Linked DNA regions of Homo sapiens: region 1 is linked to region 2. A link is a loop called in an ENCODE intact Hi-C map of the cell type or tissue named here. Cell type or tissue: OCI-LY7. All regions are shown on one strand. Each heading gives the region's core, and the rest is flanking DNA. Links, peaks and the distances in the headings are about the cores only.

Region 1 (11,378 bases), core at 1,826-9,825, 570 kb before region 2:
TTCAGCCTCCCAAAGTGCTGGAATTAGAAGCGTGAGCCACCACACCTGGCCTATTTATTCATTTATTTAAAAAAAATTTTTTTTTTAAGTAAGACAGGTTTTAAAATGTTGACTTGCCCCTGGCACAGTGGCTGACATCTGTAATCCCAGCACTTTGGGAGGCCGAGGCGGGAGGATCACTTGAGCTCAGGAGTTCAAGACCAGCCTGGGTGATATGGTGAAACCCCATTTCTACAAATACAGAAAAATTAGCTGGGTCCGGTGGTGCGTGCCTGTGGTCCCAGCTATTCAGGAGGCTGAAGTGGAAGGCTGGCTTGAGTCCTGGAACTGGAGATCGCAGTGAGCCAAGATTGTGCCACTGCACTCCAGACTGAGTGACAGAGTGAGACCCTGTCTCAAAAGTTGACTTGCCATAATCCAAGTTCCTTGAAATCAGAGTGGAAGAAACTCATATTTAGAGAATAGGGAAGAGTGTAGGCTGGAAGGCAGGGACTTGAGGAACTGGTCATGGCAGTCATGGAAGGTTCCTCAGAGCATACTGAGAGGTTTTGCTTCCTGCCACAGAAACTGACATTCCTGTAAGTGGAAATTCTATGAATTGACCAGAACCATAAATGAGAAGCTGAATAAGGCAAAGTTTTATATGACTGTCAAGCAATTAAAACTACAGGTCAGGCTGGGTTCGGCGGCTCATGCCTGTAATCCCAGCACTTTGGGAGGCCGAGGCAGGTGGATCATCTGAGGTTAGGAGTTCGAGACCAGCCTGACCAACATGGAAAAACCCTGTCTCTACTAAAAATACAAAATCAGCCGAGCGTGGTGGCATGTGCCTGTAATTCCAGCTACTCTGGAGGCTGAGGCAGGAGAATCATTTGAACCCAGGAGGCAGAGTTTGCGGTGAGCCGAGATCACACCATTGCACTCTGGGCAACAAGAGCGAAACACAATCTCAAAAAAGAAAAAAAACAAAACCAAAAAAAACCCCTGCAGGTCATCTGGCTTGGGCCCTTGAATGAGTAGGCATCCTTTCAAAGTTAAGGAAATAAGGCACAAAAAAGTTTAATAATTGGCACTTAATTACTAACTCAATATTCTTATTTTAAAAGTTAATAGTAGGTCTAGGCTCAGTATTTCCCACTGGCAACTTGCTGAGGGAGGTTGAATTCCATAGAGACAGTAAATTGGTGATTGATTGCCAGGGGCTGCAGGGGGTAGAATGAGGATGGAGTTATTGATTTAAATCAATGGGGATACAGGGGTGAAGAGAATAGACAAGGTCCCAGTCCTTATGGAGGTTAGTGTTTATCAGGGAGACAGACAAGTTAAACAAACATTGCAGGAGGTGGAGGGGGCTGGGTCAGCGGCACTTATGCAGGAAGTAATTTCTAAGAAGCAGTAAGTAATGTCTAAGAAGCAGTAAGTTACGGTAAGAGAGATTATGAATATAATTTACTTCCTGTCTCTATTCACCAGGAAGTAAATTATGGTGTTCTTGGCAAAGTAAACAGTATAGTTAAAGGCCCACAGATGAAACAGCACATGGTATGCTTAGGGAACTGAAAAAAGTTTAGATCAGTGGAAATGCGGTGGGGAGCAGGAAGAGGCAGATGAGGGTCAGACCACTCATGTGACAAAACAAAGGGGAACCATCAGAAGCTGTTGAAGAGGCAAATGACATGATCACATTTGCGTTTTTGAGACATCACTGCAGAATGTAGGATGGATTGGGGTGAGGCAAGGCTGGAAGTGGAAAGACCGGTTAGGAGACCAGGAAGGATAACCTTGGTGAGAGGTAGTGTGCCTGAACCAGGGTGGTAACCCTGAGGATGATGAGAGGTAGACAGGAGTAAGAGATGTGAAGTTGAATCAGCAGGACTTAGTGATTAATTGGAATGAGGTATCAGAGAAAAGGAATCAAGGTTCTGGCATGGGCAACTTGGGGCCCTTCACTGTTCCAGGAGCACAGAAAGGGAGGCGATTTGGGGAGCTTTCAGTTTAGAAATGTTACGATCATGATACTTCCAAAGATATTCAAACAAATATGCCTACTAGATGCAAAGACTTGGCCTGGAACCATCACTAGTCATCCACCTGGGGATGGTAATTGTAGCCATGGGAGGAGATCAGATCCAGGGAAAGTAGAATGAAAAGAGAAGGGATCTCTTATCTTTTGGTAGAACCATGGGGAAACACTAACAAGTCAGAGAAAGACAGAAGGGAGGAGCCAGAAAAGGAAACAGAGGTGAGGCCAAGAGGAATGAGGAGAATCGTAGGATCATCGAGTCACAGAGGCCAAGGAAAGAAGTGGTCAAATGTGTCAGCTGCTAAAGAGAGGTCAGTAGAGCAAGGACTGAAATTTGCTATTGAATTTAGTAACAAGGAAGTTGTTAGTAACTTAGGAGATTTCAGTGGAAACCCAGATTTCAGTAAGCAGATGAGTAAGTCAGGCAGTGGAAACCATTCTTTTATGAAGTAGATCTGTGACATAACCAGAGGGAAATGTGGAGTCAAATAGAGTTGGTTCTTAAAACAAACAAATAGAAAAGGTGGGACAGGGTTAACTAAGTTTAAATGAGAAAAAGAAGTCAGTCAGTAAAAAAGGGGGAGGTTCAGGGCCAGGCATGGTGAGTCACACCTGTAATCCCAGCACTTCAGGAGGCCGAGGCGAGCGGATCACTTGAGGTCAGGAGTTCGAGACCAGCTTGGCCAACATGGTGAAAACCCGTCTCTACTAAAAATACAAAAATTAGCCGGGCATGGTGGCAGGCACCTGTAATCCCAGCTACTTGGGAGGCTGAGACACGAGAATCACTTGAACCTGGAAGGCGAACTTTGCAGTGAGCTGAGATTGTGCCACTGCACTCCGGCCTGGGCGACAGAGCCAGGCTCTGTAAAAAAAAAAAAAAAAAAAAAAAAAGAGGTTAGGGGGAAGTAGAAGATACAAGAAAAAAGGATTTTAATTGATAGAACAAGATACCATAGAAGGCAGATCATTTGCTTTAGATAGGAGGAGAATAGGAGAGACCTCTCTCCTATTGTAACAGATGTGGGAAGGAGGATAGGATGCCTTGGATCCATTTAAGTTTCTGAGTTGTATGCAGTGGGTGCTGGAACCAGCTCCTACAAGCTCACAGGAGCCAATTGTTAAATTTTCAGCAATTTTGCTAATTGGTTAACCTCACATTAACAGCTGGAATTCAGCCACAGTGGGGATATTTACATCATGGAAATTAGTAAATACTATACATCAGTACTTCCCCATACCCTGACATCTGGAGAGCCAGTTATCAGGCATTTACTCATACCACTGGTTAGGGTGAGAAGGTGAAGGAGTTCCTTAATAGCATTATCTTCTCTGTTGGGGAGGAAGGCAGGCGTCAGATTTTGAGGAAAGTGAAAACGTTGAATTCTGTGAAGCACTGTGCAAAGGAGAGAGAGCCACCTAGGAAAATACTAAATGACTACCATGTCGTTTTGAGGAACCAGTTAAGGATGGAGACTATTAGTTTACAGTGCAATTGATGTGTACATTTGTAAGATTTCTTCTTGCAAAGTCAGCAGCCTGGGGATCTTAGCAGAGAAACGGATAGGTGGTTTGATCTGGAGTCGGTCTTTTTGCCTGGCACCTGTAATGGAAGAATGAAACGCAGCAAGGATGACAGAGTTTTTTGCAAAAGAGTAGTTGCAGTAATGGACCATGGAACTTAAACTGTAAAGGGAAGGAGGTGAAGGTGGGAGAAGGTGATATGCAAGAAGGCAGAGGAGTCACGTTTTCCTGGTATCACATGCTTTGAGTCCCCTTACTATCCTGGCCTCATTTTTGCAACTTGGCCCTCCCATTTGGCAACGTCCCTTTTAGAATGTGGCATCCAACTGCAAGCCCCTCAGTCTTGCACAATGTTCTAGCTTGGCCTGACCATCAAACACCACATCATTGTCCTTGTTTTAGATGTCATGCCTGAAAGATGTCGATGTCCAGCATCATTGAGAGAACTCAGAATAATTGTTAGACACGCAAGATCAATGAGCAGAAACAAGGATAGGCAGACTTTTAAAATTTATTGGAATGATCTGATACTTGAAAATCTTTTCCTCTGCATTAGCTAACTGAATGTCCAATGAATAATCATGGATTATCATAGCTAACAGAATATCCAATGAAAAATCATGGATATTCTGTAATACAATCACTCTGGCTCATCAACACCAAACATAATTGCCATGAGGACATTATTTTATGAATTATTAGAAAAGCATAAAGTACTAACTAAATAGGGAATTTCAGAGTTAATGCAAAACCTCAAAATGGCTTTCAAAGAAGCTTATTTTCTCAGAGTAGTTTAACCAATGGGAGGAAAATCACTTCTGGATTATACAGAATTTGTTCATAAGGTTTGATCAGAAGGTGACCTAGTGATGAGGCTACTAATAATGGGAGAACTACACGAAAGAACAAATCTGCTGTTATGAGGCTCCAGGGCACAGGAACTATTACTCTAATTTCAAGTGACAATGAGTTTTTATAGCTGATAGCTACTTATGTCTCCCAAAACACTCTAATGCACGTTCCTGTCAGAAATTTGTGTATTTAATAGACTATATTCCCGATGTCACCTTTCCATCAGATTTAAATGAATCGGGTATAGTGTCATGTTTTAATTTCTCAATAAATATATGTAACAGGAATTTTCCTACTGAATTAAAAATGTCATTTCAGTGAGATAACCAAATTGATGATACTCGGAATTTGCAATTCATCATGATTACTGCCAGATTTAACAAATATAATTCACTTTCTCCTACTACCCTGTGATTAGCTAGAGGTCATGGCTTTGACAAATCTAGACTCCCTGGTGCTTTGGGTATAACTCTTGCCCACGTAACTTCTGTTATTTCTTATGAGGTATATGAAGGTGAATAGCATGCAGTTTTTACACCGGGGAGGGCATTTTTCTTCAGCAAAATAATTATCTCATTGCATTTCCCACTGGAATAGCTGACACCCCCCTGCCCCTCAAAAACAGAGAAAACAAAGGCTATCCATTTTAGTCCCCTCACGCTAGGTTTTTTTCCTTACCATTTCCCCCTTGTTTTTTCCATTCTTGGGGTATTTGGATATGAGGGAAGATGAAGAGGTAACAGACTGAGAAGTGTTCATTTTTCTTGTGTCGCTCTTCACATTGGCCAGCAAGGGGAGTTGTAGGAACAATTACAGTGGTTTGAGCTGATACACTTGTGAGCATACCTCTCACGATTGGTTAGGAGTCACAATGTCTTTTGCCCTGGACTCCCTGTGTAACACAGGTAGTATTTTGTGTACCAGTCTAGTTTTCCTTTCATCTCATACTTTGCTGACCAAAAATTAATTGTGAACTTCAAAATAAAAACCTACTGAAATGGTGAGACATTGGAAATGAAGTGAGCCTTCTATGCCCAGGTGGCATAAAAATCTAATTGTAGCTTCAAGCAGCCCAAGCCCCTTTAATGCGGATAAGAGAGCATTCAACTGACTTCAATAAAAAGGGACTTAAATGGAAGGGAGGTAGCCTTGAGGAGAGCTGGCGCTGACTGCTGGGACTGAGGAGGCCATTGTTCTACATTCTCCTAGGGCTTAGGGAGATTGACAAGGCACCTGCTGCTTTCCAGAGATGAACGTTTAGGTCAGCCCTGAAAACACCCAGGCCTGAGACACTCCCCTGGCCTCTTGGCCCCCTGCCATCCAGGTGCAGGAGATTCAAAGGTACAAAGCAAAGGCATGGGAAGAGCCCTTTGGAGAGATCTGGGGAGACTGTTTCTGCTCCATGAACAATCCAGGACAGCTCTCTCCCCTTTAAATCATCTTTCATGCTTCTTAGCTCCAAGGCTTTCTATGTTCTTCCATGGATTCCTCTACTGTATCTATGCCATAGGAACATTTGATTACTAACCACTTTCACAGATCATGGTTCACTTCACTGAGTTTGGGACCAGGATCCATGAATATGTACCCTATTTAATGCCTTAATGCTGCTTTCCCAATTCCCATCCTGGCTACTGAATATATTTTGCTGTTGACTGCAAAATAGACTAAAAATCAGTAATCACTAGTTTTCTGAATGTGAAGTTCAGGTTTTTATTTCTATGTTTCTTTTGTTAAGTACTGAATAAATTTTGTGCCCTGTGCTTAGTTCTCCAACAGGCTGTGTTATATAAAGGAGAGAATCTGGGCTTAAGAATAGGAGATGTAGTCTTTCTTTTTTTTTTTCTTTTCTTTTTTTTTTTTTTTTTTTTTTTTTTTACTTTATGGTACTACAGGCACATGCCACCATGCCTAGCTAATTTTTTTAATTTTTTGTAGAGAGGGGGTCTCACTGTGTTGCCCATGGTGGTCTCAAACTGCTAGACTCAAGCAATCCTTGCACTGTAGCCTCCCATAGTGCTGGGATTACAGGTATGAGCCTCTGTGCCTGGCCTAGATTTTAGTTCTGGTTCTGCTACTTAATAGCTGTATGATGTTGGACAACTCATATAATCTTTCTAGGCTTGTCTATTTTCTCATCGGCAAAAATGGGGAGGGAGGACAAGATTCCAGTCTTGAGAGTCAAGCAGACTAGGGTTTTAAACCTATTTCAGGTATTAGCTGGATGACTTTAAGCAAGTGACAATTAGTGTTATTTTAAGGCTTTAGTGAGATAATATATGTGAAACCCTTAGCATCATTCTTAGGACACAATCAGCACTCAACAAATAATAGTTATTATAATAATCATGACAATGTCCATGTTATTAAAGTTCTTTAGAACCCTTTTTTAAGCTCTAAAATGCAATGATTTAAGTTTGAAATGTTGTGGTTGATTGCTGTAAATAAGGCTGTTCACTTGATCCTGGGCTTCTTAAGAGAATTTGGTAAGAAATAGGCTGAAATTATAGAGGACTTTGCAAAGTGCTTAGATTTTGTTATATAGTACTATAGTAACATTCAGCAAACAATGTGATTATCAGCATTGTAATAAACACAGTCATGGGCCAATTTCCTTTGTTTTTTCATAGTGTAATGCCTACTAGAAATTCTTTAAAGGTTAAACTTCATATTCAGCACACCATGTCCTCTCTACAAACCCTCTCTTCCTAATGTGTGTATACCTTTTTTTTTTTTTTTTTTTTTTTTTTTTTAATGAGATGGAGTTTCACTTTGTTGCCCAGGGTGGAGTGTAATGGCGTGATTTGTATATATCTCTAGCATGTATATATCTCTCTCTTCTAGGAGAATTTGACTCACCGCAACCTCCGCCTCCCAGGTTCAAGCGATTCTCCTGTTTCAGCGTCCCAAGTAGCTGGGATTACACGCACACACCACCATGCCCAGCTAATTTTGTATTTTTAGTAGAGATGGGGTTTCTCCATGTTGATCAGGCTGGTCTCGGACTCCTGACCTCAGGTGATCCACCTGCTTCGGCCTCCCAAAGTGCTGGGATTACAGGTGTGAGCCACCGCGCCTGGCCCTAATGTGTGTATACCTTTTTTACAGATCACAAGGTGCTTGCACAGACATTTCCTCACTTTAGGCTCCAACCAAACCATGAAATAGGTAAGATTGGACTTATTGGTTGCTTTATATAGGAGATTTTTAAAATGAAACCAAGAGGCAATAGGTCCTCTGGTTATTGAAGTCTTTAGAGGAGGGAAGAGGAGGTGTTCCAGATGTTTCATGAACAAGAGGAGAACAGTAGAAAAGGAGAATGAGGACAAATGTTATATAAAAATCTTAACTGTGAGGTAGAGGAGAGTTGGGGTGCGGTAGAGCTGGATTAGAACATTGTGGTGGGGAAAACACTGCGTCTCAGGGATTGACTGATTTACAAATAATGCTAGAGATATATACAAATCTCCTCAACTTATAATGGGGTTACATCCCAATAAAATCATTGTAAGTTGAAAATATCCTAAGTTGAAATGTATTTAATACACCTGACTACCAAACATCATAGCTTAGCCTAGCCTACCTTAAACATGCTCAGAACACTTACATTAGCCTTCAGTGGGGCAAAATCATGTAACACAAAGCCTATTATATAATAAAGTGTTGAATATCTCATGGAATTTATTGAATACTGTACTGAAAGTGAAAACAGAATGGTCATATGGGTTCTTTTTTTTTTTTTTTTTTGAGACAGAGTCTCGCTCTGTCACCCAGGCTGGAGTGCAGTGGTGGATCTCAGCTCACTGCAAGCTCCGCATCCTGGGTTCAAGCCATTCTTCTGCCTCAGCCTCCCGAGTAGTTGGGATTACAGGCAACCACCACCACTCCCAGCTAATTTTTTGTATTTTTAGTAGAGACAGGGTTTCACCGTGTTAGCCACAATGGTCTCGATCTCCTGACCTCGTGATCTGCCCACCTTGGCCTCCCAAAGTGTTGGGATTATAGGCTTGAGCCACCGCGCCCAGCCCCTATGGGTTCTTGAATTACAATTTCTACTGAATTTGTATGGCTTTCATCCCACGGTAAAGTCAAAAAATTGTAAATCAAACCATCTTCAATTTGGGACTGGGGAAAGGGGAGTAACCATGAATGGAATGAAAAATTGCAGGTGACCAGGCACCTGCACGCCTGTAATCCCTGCACTTTGGGAGGCCGAGGCAGGTGGATCACTGGAGGTCAGGAGTTCAAGACCAGCCTGGCCAACATGGTGAAACCCCATCTCTACTAAAAATACAAAAATTAGGCAGGCGTGGTGGCAGGCACCTGTAATCCCAGCTACTTGGGAGGCTGAGGCAGGAGAATCACTTGAACCCAGGAGGTGGAAGTTGCAGCGAGCAGAGATTGCACCACTGCACTCCAGCCTGGGAGACAGAGTGAGGCTCTGTCTCAAAAAACAAACAAACAAACAAACCAAAATTAAATTAAGACTGAAAGCACAAAACAAGATAAGGAATATTATGTAAGGATGCAAAATTATTTAAATAAATTTACAACGTTTAAATTATATATTTTTATTTTTTTTTGAGACAAGAATCTAGCTCTGTCACCCAGGCTGGAGTGCAGTGGTGTGATCTCGGCTCACCACAACCTCTGCCTCCCGGGTTTGAGTGATTCTCCTGCCTCAGCCTCCTGAGTAGCTGGGAGTACAGGCGTGCACCACCAGGTCAGGCTAATTTTTGTATTTTTAGTAGAGGCAGGTTTTTTGCCATGTTGGCCAGGCAGGTCTCGAACTCCTGACAAAGTGATCCACTGAATGATCCGCCCACCTGGGCCTCCCAAAGTGCTGGGATTACAGGCATGAGCCACCATGCCCGGCCACTTAAATTTTATTTACAAAAATAAGAAGAAGAAAAATTTATCATGGGCCAGGTGTGGTGGCTCAAGTCGCTAATCCCAGCACTTTGGGAGGACAAGGCAGGCAGATTACCTGAGGTCAAGAGTTCGAGACCAGCCTGGCCAACATGGCGAAACTCCTTCTCTACTAAAAATACAAAAATTAGACTGGCATGGTGGCAGGCACCTGTAATCACAGCGATTCAGGAGGCTGAGGCAGAAGGATCACTTGGACCGTGGGAGGTCCAGGCTGCAGTGAGCTGTGATCATGCCACTGTACTCCAGCCTGGGAGACAGAGTGAGACCCTGTCTCAAAAATAAATAAACAAATAAAAAATTAAAAAGTTTATCATAGACTTAACCATCATTAGAGAATTAAAAAAATTAAAAGAATGAGCAATCCATTTTAAGAGATTAGAAGTGAGAAAAAGAAAAAATAACCAAACAAACAAGGAAGAGGTAATTAATAATGGCGAAAGTGGAAACCAATTAAATTTTAAAAACCAAAATGATAGGACAAATAAATCTAAAATCTGTTTTTTGAAAACATCAGTGAAATAGGTACCCCTCCCCTCCTCCCACCTTATGCTCACTGACAGGAGTAGCAAGAGGCAAAATGAGGAAAGAGAAAGAAGTCATATTCACAGACATAGGAAAGATGAAAGGAGTTGTTAGAGGTCACTTCATGCAGTTCTATGGCAGCAGTTTGAAAACAGAGGAAATGAATGAGTTCCTGGGTTAAAAAAAAAAAAGTGAGTAAAACTGACCCCCAAAAGAAGAAAAAAATGTGAATAGGCCAATTACTATAGAAGAGACTGAGAAGGTGATTGGAAATCTATCAAAAAAGGCCACCAAAACCATATGGCTTTCCAGCTGAGTCTATCTGACTTTAAAAGAAGAGATAATTACAATATTTACCATTCCAGAAGAAACTCTTCTAATTCATTTTGTAAAACAGTAAACTTGAATACCAAAACCGGAAAAATATAAGACCTGCCACAGTTTGATGTGTCCCCTCCAAAATTAAGGTGTTGCCAACATGATAGTATTAATGACTAGGTCATGCGGGCTCCTCCCTCATTAATAGGACTAAGGTCCTTATGCAAAGGACTTCACTCAGCATTTAGCTAGATTGCTCCTGAACTCCTCTGCCATGTGAGGACACAGCTCCCTCCCAGGATGCAGCTTCATCAGACACCTGAGCCTACCAGTGCCTTGATTTTAGACTTCCTAACTTCCAGAACTGTGAGAAATAAATTTCTGTTCTTTGTAAATTACCCAGTCTCCAATATATTGTTATAGCAGCACCAAACTAAGACAACAACATAAAACTATAAAGATCTCACTTATGAGTATAGATGTAAAAATTCAAAATAAAATATTAGCAAGGTCTAACTATGTAGCAAAAGCATAATATGCTATGAACAAACAGGATTTATTTCAGAAATACAATAATGGTTTATTATCAAATAACCTATTACTTAATCTATTGCATCAATAATCAAAAAGAAAAATATAAGCATATAAATAAATGCTAAAAAGTTATTTGATAGAATTCAGTGGCCATTCCTGATCAGGAATAAGAATATAAGGAAAACTATAGATGGCCCCTGACTTATGATGGCTCGACTTATAATTTTTGACTTTATGATAATACACAGTTATTCTGTTTTTCCCTTTCAATACAGTATTCAATAAATTACATGAGATATTTAGCACTTTATTATAAAACAGGCATTGTGTTAGATGATTTTGTCCAAGTTTAGGCTAATATAAGTGTTCTGAGCATGTTTTATTTTTTATTTTTTGCATTCCCTGCCTCCCTCCAACTCTGCATGTTTAAAGTGAGCTAGGTGGCTGGGTGTAGTGGCTCATGCCTGTAATCTTAGCACTTTGGGAGACCGAGGTGGGTGGACGACTTGAGGTCAGGAGTTTGAGACAAGCCTGGCCAACGTGGTGAAATACAAAAATTGGCTGGTCATGGTGGCACGTGCCTGTAGTCCCAGCTACTCGGCAGCCTGAGGCAGGAGAATCGCTTGAACCCAGGAGGCAGAGGTTACAGTGAGCAGAGATCACACCATTGCAC
Region 2 (11,378 bases), core at 1,185-9,184:
AGTTAATGACAGCTTCCTTTGAGAAAGTTGGCTCTTTTTCAAAATAAAAGTGAAAATATTTTAAATTGTAAGGATTCTTCTTATGATTATAACCAAAATATTTTCTCTTTTTTTTCTTTTTTTTTTTTGGAGACGGAGTCTTGCTCTGTCACCCAGGCTGAGTGCAGTGGTGTGATCTCGATCTCGGGTCACTGCAACCTCCACCTCCCAGGTTTAAGCGGTTCTCCTGCCTCAGCCTCCCAAGTAGCTGGGATTACAGGCACACGCCACCACACCCAGCTAATTTTTGTATTTTTAATAGAGACGGGGATTCACCATGTTGGCCAGGCTGGTCTTGAACTTCTGACCTCAGGCGATCCACCTACCTCGGCCTCCCAAAGTGCTGGGATTACAGGCGTGGGCCACCACACCAGGCCAATTATAAACAAAATATTTTCTATATTTGTTTAATAGAATTTTAACCTACTGCAGTTTTAAAATTACATGCCTCAAAAATAAAATATAAGTATTTAGTACTGTCTGAAATACGACTTATACAGACAGTTCTAGAAGCATTTCGATAAGGCAGCAACATCTGGAAGATATTTAACCATTTCTTTTTCTCTGAAAACCTTTCTGTCTATAGAAAGTATAAAATTACAATATAATCTCAGACCCAACTTTCTTTCCATAAAATGCACACAGAAGAACAGAACAAAAGGTAAAAGATCAAGGTCATATACAAAGCAGAAGAAAGGGCAAAAGCATGTCTTCCTTCCTGTAGGATATGGCAAAATAAAAGCATTTTATGTGTTTAGTTTTGAAAATAAAAAATATTCAAGTGTTTTTGTTAGATCTCCTTTTTTTCTTTACTACCACTACTATGTCCTTTTTCCTCTTTTAATACCACCCTTTGGGGGGCATGAATCAGGTCTCAAAGCACTTTAAATACCTCTCACAAAAGACTTTTAGGACATTACTAAATGTCATACAACAATTAATACAAAGGTAACCTTTTCTGAGAAACAATCAGAGCATTTTAAACTTTAAAACTGTAGCTGATAATTTTCTTACATATTTTGTAATCAATAAAATTTCTCTGTAATATCTTTAACAGGTAACATTTGCATTTGATTCAGTAAAAAATCAAACCTCACTTGCATTTTGAAAAACATCATAATTTTTTTGTTTCATAATTGAATATTATTTATAATAAAACACATCTTTAGGGTAGAATTGACTGAATTACTGCAAATAAAAGTAATTTTAACCTACAAACCTTCATACTTCTAATTCAAGGATGTTTATTTTACTTTAGCATGACTTTCAAGCACCCTGGTTTAATTTCAGAGAACCTGCAGAAATGAGAAAAGAGTTATTTTAAAGATGAAAATTTCAAATTAGCTAAGGAATATACCTTGTAATCAATTCCAAGTACCTACGCTTAATATAATATTTACTACCAAAGTATTGACCCTTATTAAGTCAATATCCAAGACCAACATCTAGGTTTGTGTTCCTTTTATCTACGGTCAAAACAAATACAATCTTAAAGCTGGAGGTTGCTCTTGACTTAGTATAACTTAAGATTTGTCAAAACCTGTGAGGCCTGAATTTTACCTTTATGAAAAAGAGTATGCTGTAGGAAGAATAAAGTCCTTGGTGCATCATGAAAGCACCAAGAAGAAATCTCTGATATATCAGGTAAGTCTGATTAATCTGGCCATGCAATGCTTTCAACTCTATCCGGAGAGAATTTAAAGGAAGACTAGTCTCTAAAATAGATAATTAATCTCAACATAATGTTCTGGTCTAACTACTCCTTTTATAAAAATAACCCTGATGTCACCTGTTTTATGCTCATAACTTATGCTATCATTTTCGATAATGTAGCCAAATAACATCTTATTACATGGCATAAAATAAATATGCTACACTGAAATTGGTGGGTAGGAGTTAATGATACACATCTGCAGGAAATCTATCCATCAACAGATATTTCATCTTTGACTTTCTTGTCATTTTCTGTTATTAAATAATTATCACTTAATGAAAAAGAACATTTCATGTTTGTCAACACAGGTCATTAATGGCATTTAACTTATGAAAACACAAATAAATTCATATTAACTGAACATTTCTGCTAAAGTTTAAACGTACCTAAATTATAACTATATTTCAATAGAAGCCACCCAATTCCATCCAAAATCCACAAATACTGATTTCCTTTCAAAAGAATAATAGCAAATCTTAAAGTATGATACATATTACCTAATTATTTTGCATATTATCAAAGAAACAAATATATTTACTTTCTTTTAGAACTTTAAATTTATGATAGAAAGTTTTATCAGATGATTATTGGCAACAAACACATTTTTCCTTATTTCTGGTTTACCAGACAACATAAATCCAGCAGGGAAAGTTATATCATAATTTAAGCATGAATCTGTGGCTGAAATCAGATGATTAAATTTAGTTAACTATTTTAACAGATTGTTCTGAGTACGCTATTAGTGTTTATTTACCTAGCTATATTAGGGCTATTGCTATTATCAATAACAGAAATCTATACTCACAGAAATATCTGATAAAGATCTATATGGGCAGTTGCCATTATTAATAACAGAAATCTACACTCACCTGAAGCTATGGCTTATGAGGTACTTAATGACAGCTGGTTTGATGCGAGCAACTCCTCCCTGGCTGTGGTTTCCTCTCCCCGTAATCACAGACAAATAGGGCTTCCCACCGTTCTGCTTAAATTCTGTTACAACAGAAATCAGGGGAGTTAAAATTCATTTATCTTACATTCTCAATAGAAAACGTAAACCTTAGCTACTCAAGCACATGAAATTGTTTTCATGAGGATTTTGGGGTTTGCCATCTCAAAACTGTAATAGTAAGACAGATTTGCTATCTCAAAAAGCCCCCAAATTAATGTTTTAAGATGTATGTTTTAAAACACATAGCCTCATTGTAATCTATCCATCAAAAGATTTGGTGGGACTTCTTCCTTTATGGGGGAAGAGATTTCTGTGCACTACCAGAAGTTCTCCCTGAAATAATGATAATGGCAATAATACCATTAATGATACCTAACAATTACTATACAAAAGGAGTCAAGTACTGCTTTAAGTGGCTTATATTTATTAACTAAGAATCTTCACAACAACCCTGTTAATTAAATATTCTAAAGCCATCAAGCTTTGTTCTGAATCATAGCTCTGCCACTAAATGACTGTGTGACCATGGACAAGTTACTTAGCTTCTTTTGTGCCTATTTTCTCATCAGGAAAAAGGGATAATGATAGCAACTAGTTTATAGATTATCTTCCAGTAATAGCTATTAGCAAATCCACTAGTCACAGCTGGATTGCAGTCTTACTATTAAAGATAATCAATTGTTAACAAACTTTTCCTGATAGATAGTTCTTAAAACATCAAAGGAGTCTGAGCCTCCTAAAATACTGAAGTTCCATTTTGGAAATGACCTTGTGAAAATCAAGGATATAAATCCTGAAAACTAATAAAAGCTGTAGCAGAATAACAAAAACAACAAAAAAACTATTAATGAGATGAATTAATAAATTTAAAACACACAAAATATAAACATTCCACGGTCTGCTTATTAAATTGTCCTAATACTCCTAATAGAATACAAACAAATGGTTTTTCAAGTATCATATCTCCAAGATGATATTCAGCCTGGAATTTTAAAAGAATATGTTGCTCTTGCATTTCTAATTCCTTGTCTATGATCTCCATCTCTAATCCACATCCATTACTTCAAGCAATATGTTGCTCAAAATTCAACTGAGTGCTAGCTTCACAAAGGTATTCACAGTGCACAAAATTCTAGGTATATAGTGTAAAACCTTTTTACGAACTTTTTACAAAGTTTTTGCACTATATACCTATAATTTTGGGCACTGTTCTTTACATATGTTATATTACGCATAAAAGTTTTACATTGGCCAGGGACAGTGGCTCATGCCTGTAATCTCAGCACTTTGGGAGGCTAAGGAAGGTGGACCACTTGAGCTCAGGAGTTCAAGACCAGCCTGGGCAACACGGCAAAACCCCATCTCTACTGAAAATACAAAAATTAGCAGGGCATGGCGAGGCGCACCTGTAGTCCCAGCTACTTGGGAAGCTGAGGTAGGAGGATGGGTTGCACCTGGGAGGTGGAGGGTGCAGTGAACCAAGGTCACAACCAACTGCCAGCCTGGGCAACAGAGCCAGACTCCCATCTCAAAAAGAAAAAGTTTACTTACAAAAAAAGCCCAACTAAATCTCTAATCATAACTCACACTCTTCACTATGGCTCCCCTTATCACTTAGGTCAGTCATTTATACGATTATCACCTGCTAATAGTTCACTTATTGCTCTGAAAATATTCTCTAGTTGATTCACATGCCTCAAGTAAGAGTTCAAAGGATGTTTGTTGCATGAAGTAATGTATATGTTTCGTTTCCCAAATACAGGCTGTTCTTGCTGTTTAACGCCTTAGAAAGGACTGTTTAACTCATTTTTCAGCACACTCCAGATACTTCAACTGCAAATATTTCAGTACATACCTCATAAAAGATAAGGACTCCTTTAAAAAGCATAACTACAATGGCACCATCATATCTTATAAAATTAATAAAAGTCCCTTAATATCATTAGTTTCCAAAATTTCCCCCAATTATCTCAAAAATATGTTTTTACAGTAATTTGTTGGCATCAAGATTGAAATAAGTCTATACATTCTATTTGATTGATATATTTCTTAAGTAACAAGGTTTCCCCTCCCCTGGTGTTTTTCTTTACAATTTATTGAAAAAAATTGGATCATTTATCCTAGACTTCCTCTTTTTTTTTTTTCCCCCTGAGACAGAGTCTCACTCTGTTGCCCAGGTTGAAGTGCAGTGGGATGATCTCGGTTCACTGCAGCCTCTGACTCCTGGGTTCAAGCGATTCTTCTGCCTCAGTTTCCAGAGTGGCTGGGATTACAGGCCTGAGACATCATGCCCAGCTAATATTTTTGTATATTATTAGTGGAGACGTGGTTTCACCATGTTGGCCAGGCTGGTCTCAAACTCCTGACCTCAAGTGATCTGACTGCCTCGGCCTTCCAAAGTGCTGGAATTACAGGCATGAGCCATCACACCCAGCCTATCCTAGATTTTCACAATCTGAATTTTGCTGACTGTATCCCCATGGTGTTGTTTAACATGTTCCTCTGTCCCCTGTAAATCCCTATAAAATGGTAGTCAGTTCTAAAGGTTTGATCTGCTCCTAGTTTGATTTGGAGGCAAAAATGATTCGTACGTAGCAGTGTATATTTCAACCAGAAGGGACATAAGGTCCAGATGTCTCTCTTTTTTAAAAAATTCATCTCCGATTTTAACACTCCTTAATCTTATGTCAAAAGGCAATGCAGGTCAGAGCCACAAATCTTCCACTGGATTCATTTCTATTCAACAATACTGCCACCTGGTGGTGACTGACAGTAACTACAGACTACCACAGGTGGCAGCATGCACTAGAGATGGGCCTTGGCTTCCAGAAAAGATCTGCATCTTGGATCTTGACCAAGTATTACCTTGGGCAAATTACTTAGCTCTTTTTTCTTTTCTTTCTTTTTTTTTTTTTTTTCTTTTTGAGATGGAGTCTCGCTCTGTCACCCAGGCTGGAGTGCAGTGGCTCGATCTCGGCTCATTGCAAGCTTCGCCTCCCTGGTTCACACCATTCTCCTGCCTCAGCCTCCCAAGTAGCTGGGACTACAGGTGCCCGCCACCATGCCCAGCTAATTTTTTTTTGTATTTTTAGTAGAGACGGGGTTTCACTGTGTTAGCCAGGATGGTCTTGATCTCCTGACCTCGTGATCCGCCAGCCTCGGCCTCCCAAAGTGCTGGGATTACAGGCATGAGCCACTGAGCCTGGCCTCTTTTTCTCTTCTTACAATTTTTTTAATTGAGATAAAATTAACATAAAACTAACCATTTTAAAATATGCAATTAAGCGGTTTTTAGCATATTCATCATGTTGTGCAACCACCACCACTAATTCCAGAACATTCCATCATTTCACAAAGAAATTCTGTGCCTCATAGCAGTCACTGCTCATATTCTTGCCATTCCAGTCCCAGCAACCACTAATCAAATTTTTGTCTCTCTAGATTTACATACTCAGAACATTTGGTAAAAATGAAATCATACAACATATGGCTTTTTATCTGCCTTCATCTTTCACAAAGAATAATGTTTACAAGGTCCGCCATTTCTCTACATGGCTAAATTAAATTTCATTGTATAGATTTACCACATTTTGTTTCTCTATTCATCAGTTAATGAACTTTTAGGTTACCACCACCTTTTGGCTGTTGCAGACATTCATATGCAAGTTTCCGTAAAGACATATTGTGTTTTTATTTCTCTTGGGTACATAGTTAGGGGCAGAATTACTGGGTCATACGGTTAATTATATGTTTAACCTTTCAAAGAACTAGTGAAATTTTTCACAGTGGCTACACTAGCAATATATGAGGGCTCCAATTTATCCACATCCTTAACAATACTGATTACTTTCCATTTCATTTTTCTGTTTTTCGATTTTTCAATTTTTTTTTTCTTAGAGAGTCTCACTCTGTCATCCAGGCTGGGTGAAACAACCTAATTGTCCATCGATGGATAAATTGATAAAAAAATGTGATATAGACACAATGGAATATTATTCAACAATAAAAAGGGGACCAGGCACAGTGGCTCAGGCCAGGCATGGTGGCTCACATCTGCAATCTCAGCACTTTGGAAGGCCAAGGTGGGAGGATCACTTGAGCCCAGAAGTTCGAGACCAGTCTAAGCAACACACTGAGACCTCCTATTTCTTTTAAATAAAAATAAAAATTTAATTAAAAATTTTTTAAAAGGGGAAAATCCTGCCATTTGCAACAATACAGATGTGGCTGGAGGGCATTATACTAAGTGAAATAAGCCAGACACAGAAAGACAAATCCTGTATGATCTCACTTACATGTGGAACCTAAAAAAGCCGAACTCCCTCTCCCCCTCCCCCTCCCCCTCTCCCTCTCCCCACAGTCTCCCTCTCCCTCTCTTTCCACGGTCTCCCTCTGATGCCGAGCCGAAGCTGGACTGTACTGCTGCCATCTCGGCTCACTGCAACCTCCCTGCCTGATTCTCCTGCCTCCGCCTGCCCAGTGCCTGCGATTGCAGGCGCGCGCCGCCATGCGTGACTGGTTTTCTTATTTTTTTGGTGGAGACAGGGTTTCGCTGTATTGGCCAGGCTGCTCTCCAGCTCCTAACCGCGAGTGATCTGCCAGCCTCGGCCTCCCGAGGTGCCGGGATTGCAGACGGAGTCTCGTTCACTCAGTGCTCATTGGTGCCCAGGCTGGAATGCAGTGGCGTGATCTCGGCTCGCTACAACCTCCACCTCCCAGCCGCCTGCCCTGGCCTCCCAAAGTGCCGGAGATTGCAGCCTCTGCCCGGCCGCCACCCCGTCTGGGATGTGAGGAGCCCCTCTGCCTGGCTGCCCAGTCTGGGAAGTGAGGAGCGCCTCTTCCCGGCTGCCATCCCATCTAGGAAGTGAGGAGCGTCTCTGCCCGGCCGCCCATCGTCTGAAATGTGGGGAGCGCCTCTGCCCCGCCGCCCCGTCTGGGATGTGAGGAGCGCCTCTGCCTGGCCGCGACCCCGTCTGGGAGGTGAGGAGCGTCTCTGCCTGGCTGCCCCGTCTGAGAAGTGAGGAGCCCCTCCGCCCAGCAGCCGCCCCATCTGAGAAGTGAGAAGCCCCTCCGCCCGGCAGCCACCCCGTCTGGGAAGTGAGGGCCAGCCGCCCCGTCTGGGAGGGAGGTGGGGGGTCAGCCCCCACCCGGCCAGCCGCCCCGTCTGGGAGGGAGGTGGGGGGTCAGCCCCCGCCCGGCCAGCCGCCCCGTCCGGGAGGGAGGTGGGGGGGTCAGCCCCCACCCGGCCAGCCGCCATGTCCGGGAGGGAGGTGGGGGGCGCCTCTGCCCGGCCAGCCGCCCCGTCCGGGAGGTGGGGGGCGCCTCTGCCCGGCCGCCCCTTCTGGGAAGTGAGGAGCCCCTCTGCCCGGCCACCACCCCGTCTGGGAGGTGTACCCAACAGCTCATTGAGAACGTGCCATGATGACAATGGCGGTTTTGTGGAATAGAAAAGGGGAAAAGGTGGGGGAAAAGATTGAGAAATCGGATGGTCGCTGTGTCTGTGTAGAAAGAAGTAGACGTGGGAGACTTTTCATTTTGTTCTGTACTAAGAAAAATTCTTCTGCCTTGGGATCCTGTTGATCTATGACCTTACCCCCAACCCTGTGCTCTCTGAAACATGTGCTGTGTCCACTCAGGGTTAAATGGATTAAGGGCGGTGCAAGATGTGCTTTGTTAAACAGATGCTTGAAGGCAGCATGCTCGTTAAGAGTCATCACCAATCCCTAATCTCAAGTACCCAGGGACACAAACACTGCGGAAGGCCGCAGGGTCCTCTGCCTAGGAAAACCAGAGACCTTTGTTCACTTGTTTATCTGCTGACCTTCCCTCCACTATTGTCCTATGACCCTGCCAAATCCCCCTCTGCGAGAAACACCCAAGAATGATCAATAAAAAAAATAAAAAAATAAAAATAAAAACATTACCTGGGGAAAAAAAAAAAAAAAAAAAAAGCCAAACACATAGAAACATAATAGAATGGTAGTTGCCAGGGGCCAGAATAGAGAGGAGGAAATGAAATGCTGGTCAAAGGGTACAAGCTTAAAAAGAATACATTCTGCTGAGCTAATGTGTAGCATGGTAATAATATTTAATAGCACTATATCATATACTTGAAATTTGCTATGAGAGTAAGTCATAGGTGTTCTCATCCCCCACACACAAAATGGTAACAATAGGTGATGTATGTGCTAAAGTACTTCATTGTGGTAATCACTTTACAATGTGTACATTTATCAAATCATCACATTGCATACTTTCAATATAAACAATCTTATTTGTCAAAAAAATAAGAGTAATAACTACCATTATTTAGTCATTTATTCAAAAACTTTTTTGAGTGTTGAAGAAAAAACATGATCATCACTGGCTCAATTCTTGGCCAAAAAGACAGGTATTTAATAACCAATTATACAATAAGCTTTTTATAAACACTGTGAGAGGTAGGAGTACTGTGAGAAGTTATTAACAGGGGGCCTAACTAGTATGGGGGTCAAGACTGACAGTGTAGTTAAATATACAGAAAAGGAGAAAAAAACACAGGGTGAGACTGGAGAGGTAAGCAAGAGATATTATGTAGGGATTTTAGAATTTATCCTAAATACAACTTGTATTTTCTTATTTTATTTTATTTTATTTATTTATTTATTTATTTATTTTTGAGAAAGAGTCTCGCTCTGTCACCCAGGCTGGAGGGCAGTGGCGTGATCTTGGCTCACTGCAACCTCCGCCTCCAGGGTTCAAGTAATTCTCCCTGCCTCAGCCTCCCAAGTGGCTGGGATTACAGGTGCATGCCACCATGCCTGGCTAATTTTTGTATTTTTAGTAGAGACGGGGTTTCACCATGTTGGCCAGGCTGGTCTCGAACTCCAGACCTCAGGTGATCCGCCCACCTCGGCCTCCGAAGTGCTGGGATTACAGGCATGAGCCACCGCACCCGGCCACAACTTGTATTTTCTTATCACAATGCTAATTACTTATGTAACTATTTTTTCACTGTTATCTATCCTACTAGATGGTATACCCCACTAGACAATAAACTCCAATAAAGACAAGGATTGTGTGTCTTTTTCACCACCTTATCCTTGATGCCTAGAATACAGAAGATAATCAAATATTTATTGAGTAAAACACTATTAATTCATCCTCTATAGAAAGAATATTCTTTCATAACACTTCTATATACTTGAAGAGTTTTCTTCTCTCTGGATTAAATAATAATTTAAACGGCTCTTAAAGTTTCTCTTTTCTAATCTTTACTGTTTTCTAGATTTTCTACAAGATTTCCAAAATTCAATTTAAAAACAACTGGGGTCAGGCTAGGAGCAGTAGCTCACTTTGGGAAGCCAAGGCAGGTGGATTGCTTGAGGCCAGGAGTTCAAGACCAGCCTGGCCAACATGGTAAAACCCTGTCTCCACTAAAAATACAAAAACTAGCTAGGCTTGGTGACACCCGCCTGTAATCCCAGCTACTCGGGAGGCTGAGGCACGAGAATGGCTTGAACCCAGGAGACAGAGGTTGCAGTGAACCGAGATGGCACCACTGCACTCCAGCCTGGGCAACAGAGTGAGATTATGTCTCAGAAAAAGAAACAAACAAACAAAAAAACTACTGGAGTGGGAGAATCCTATCACCTTATTTACTTCTGTATTTTATCAAGCATCTACTGAAAAATTGAAATCCAAGAAATATCAATTAAGTTTAATAAATGTCTATTGGACAAAGATATGTAATATTCCTGAAAGGTCTCATTTATAAGTCACAGAGAGGATTCGCAGATTACACCATGCCCTCCCGTTAATAAATACAGCACAGGAATACAAATGAAGAAAATGTTAATCATCATACCAATGAGGATCCTTTCCCAAGAAGGTTCTCTTGAAGAATGAATAACATAAACATTTACAGATGTTACACAGATATTCTCAGCCTGCATATTCAGACTCTCCTGAATTTGCAAGCTATACCAATATAAGCAAAGACATATATTCTATTGAAAACTTGTGATTACCACAGTCCTACCTTCAGTCTTCTTCTCTAAAACTCTCATCAAATGTTCTAGAGCTTCATCCACATGCAGCCCATGGAGGTCTAAAACATTCTGTGGCAGCAGCGAAGCATTGACTTTCTCAAAGATCTCTATGGCAGCAAGGTGATTGGCTTCTTTCATCTTCTGCTCATGAAGAGTACCCTAAATCATAAACATATCACCAAGGGACAGTTTTGCTGTTTGCTACTTGGGTGATGAGGAAGTTAATAGTGCCCCAAATAAAAGGAAGGGGGAAAAAGGGAATAATAAACCTAAAATCTTAAATAATGCAATGAGTTTAATATATAAGAATGCACCAAAATTTAGGTAAATTTCAGTGACTTAATAATGTAGTCCTTAAACTACTGAGTCATTCTTTCTAACATTTTCTGAACCAAAAGTCGTAAAAGTGGGAAACTTAACTAAACACGATCCTCACATGTGACAGTTAATTTTAGGTATCAATTTGACTGGACTGAGGGATACCTAGATGGCTGGTGAAGCATTGTTTCTGGGTGTCTCTGTGAGGGTGTTTCCAGAGAAGATTGCCCTGCATGTCAGTGGACAGAAAGAAGACCTCCCCTCCATGCGGGCAGGCACCAACCATGTGGGCAGCTGGAGGCTGGCTAAGACAAACAGGCAGATG

Evidence for each region. Peaks named below come from ENCODE experiments on the same cell type or tissue, not always from the same donor. Only the 100,000 strongest peaks of a DNase experiment are listed, where the experiment ranks them.
Region 1: a loop joins it to region 2, with 10 times the contacts of the local background. A loop is called at or near these places in 11 of 110 quality-filtered maps.

Annotation. Positions count from the first base shown.
Region 1 is chr4:40,713,039-40,724,416 of GRCh38, reverse strand. No RefSeq gene overlaps it. Among named protein-coding and RNA genes, the nearest start is that of NSUN7, 31 kb to the left of the region's middle. In OCI-LY7, for the core only: a CTCF peak has its summit at 5,183; a DNase peak (open chromatin) is centred at 5,216.
Region 2 is chr4:40,144,148-40,155,525 of GRCh38, reverse strand. It overlaps N4BP2 (NEDD4 binding protein 2), which reads right to left. Exons shown (of 18, transcript NM_018177.6): 16 at 10,726-10,894; 17 at 2,623-2,746; 18 at 1-1,334. The coding sequence ends at 1,289. Among named protein-coding and RNA genes, the nearest start is that of RHOH, 47 kb to the left of the region's middle. RefSeq lists an enhancer at 7,154-7,935. In OCI-LY7, for the core only: a CTCF peak has its summit at 5,454 (motif pointing left); DNase peaks (open chromatin) are centred at 4,165 and 5,445; H3K27ac peaks cover 974 bases.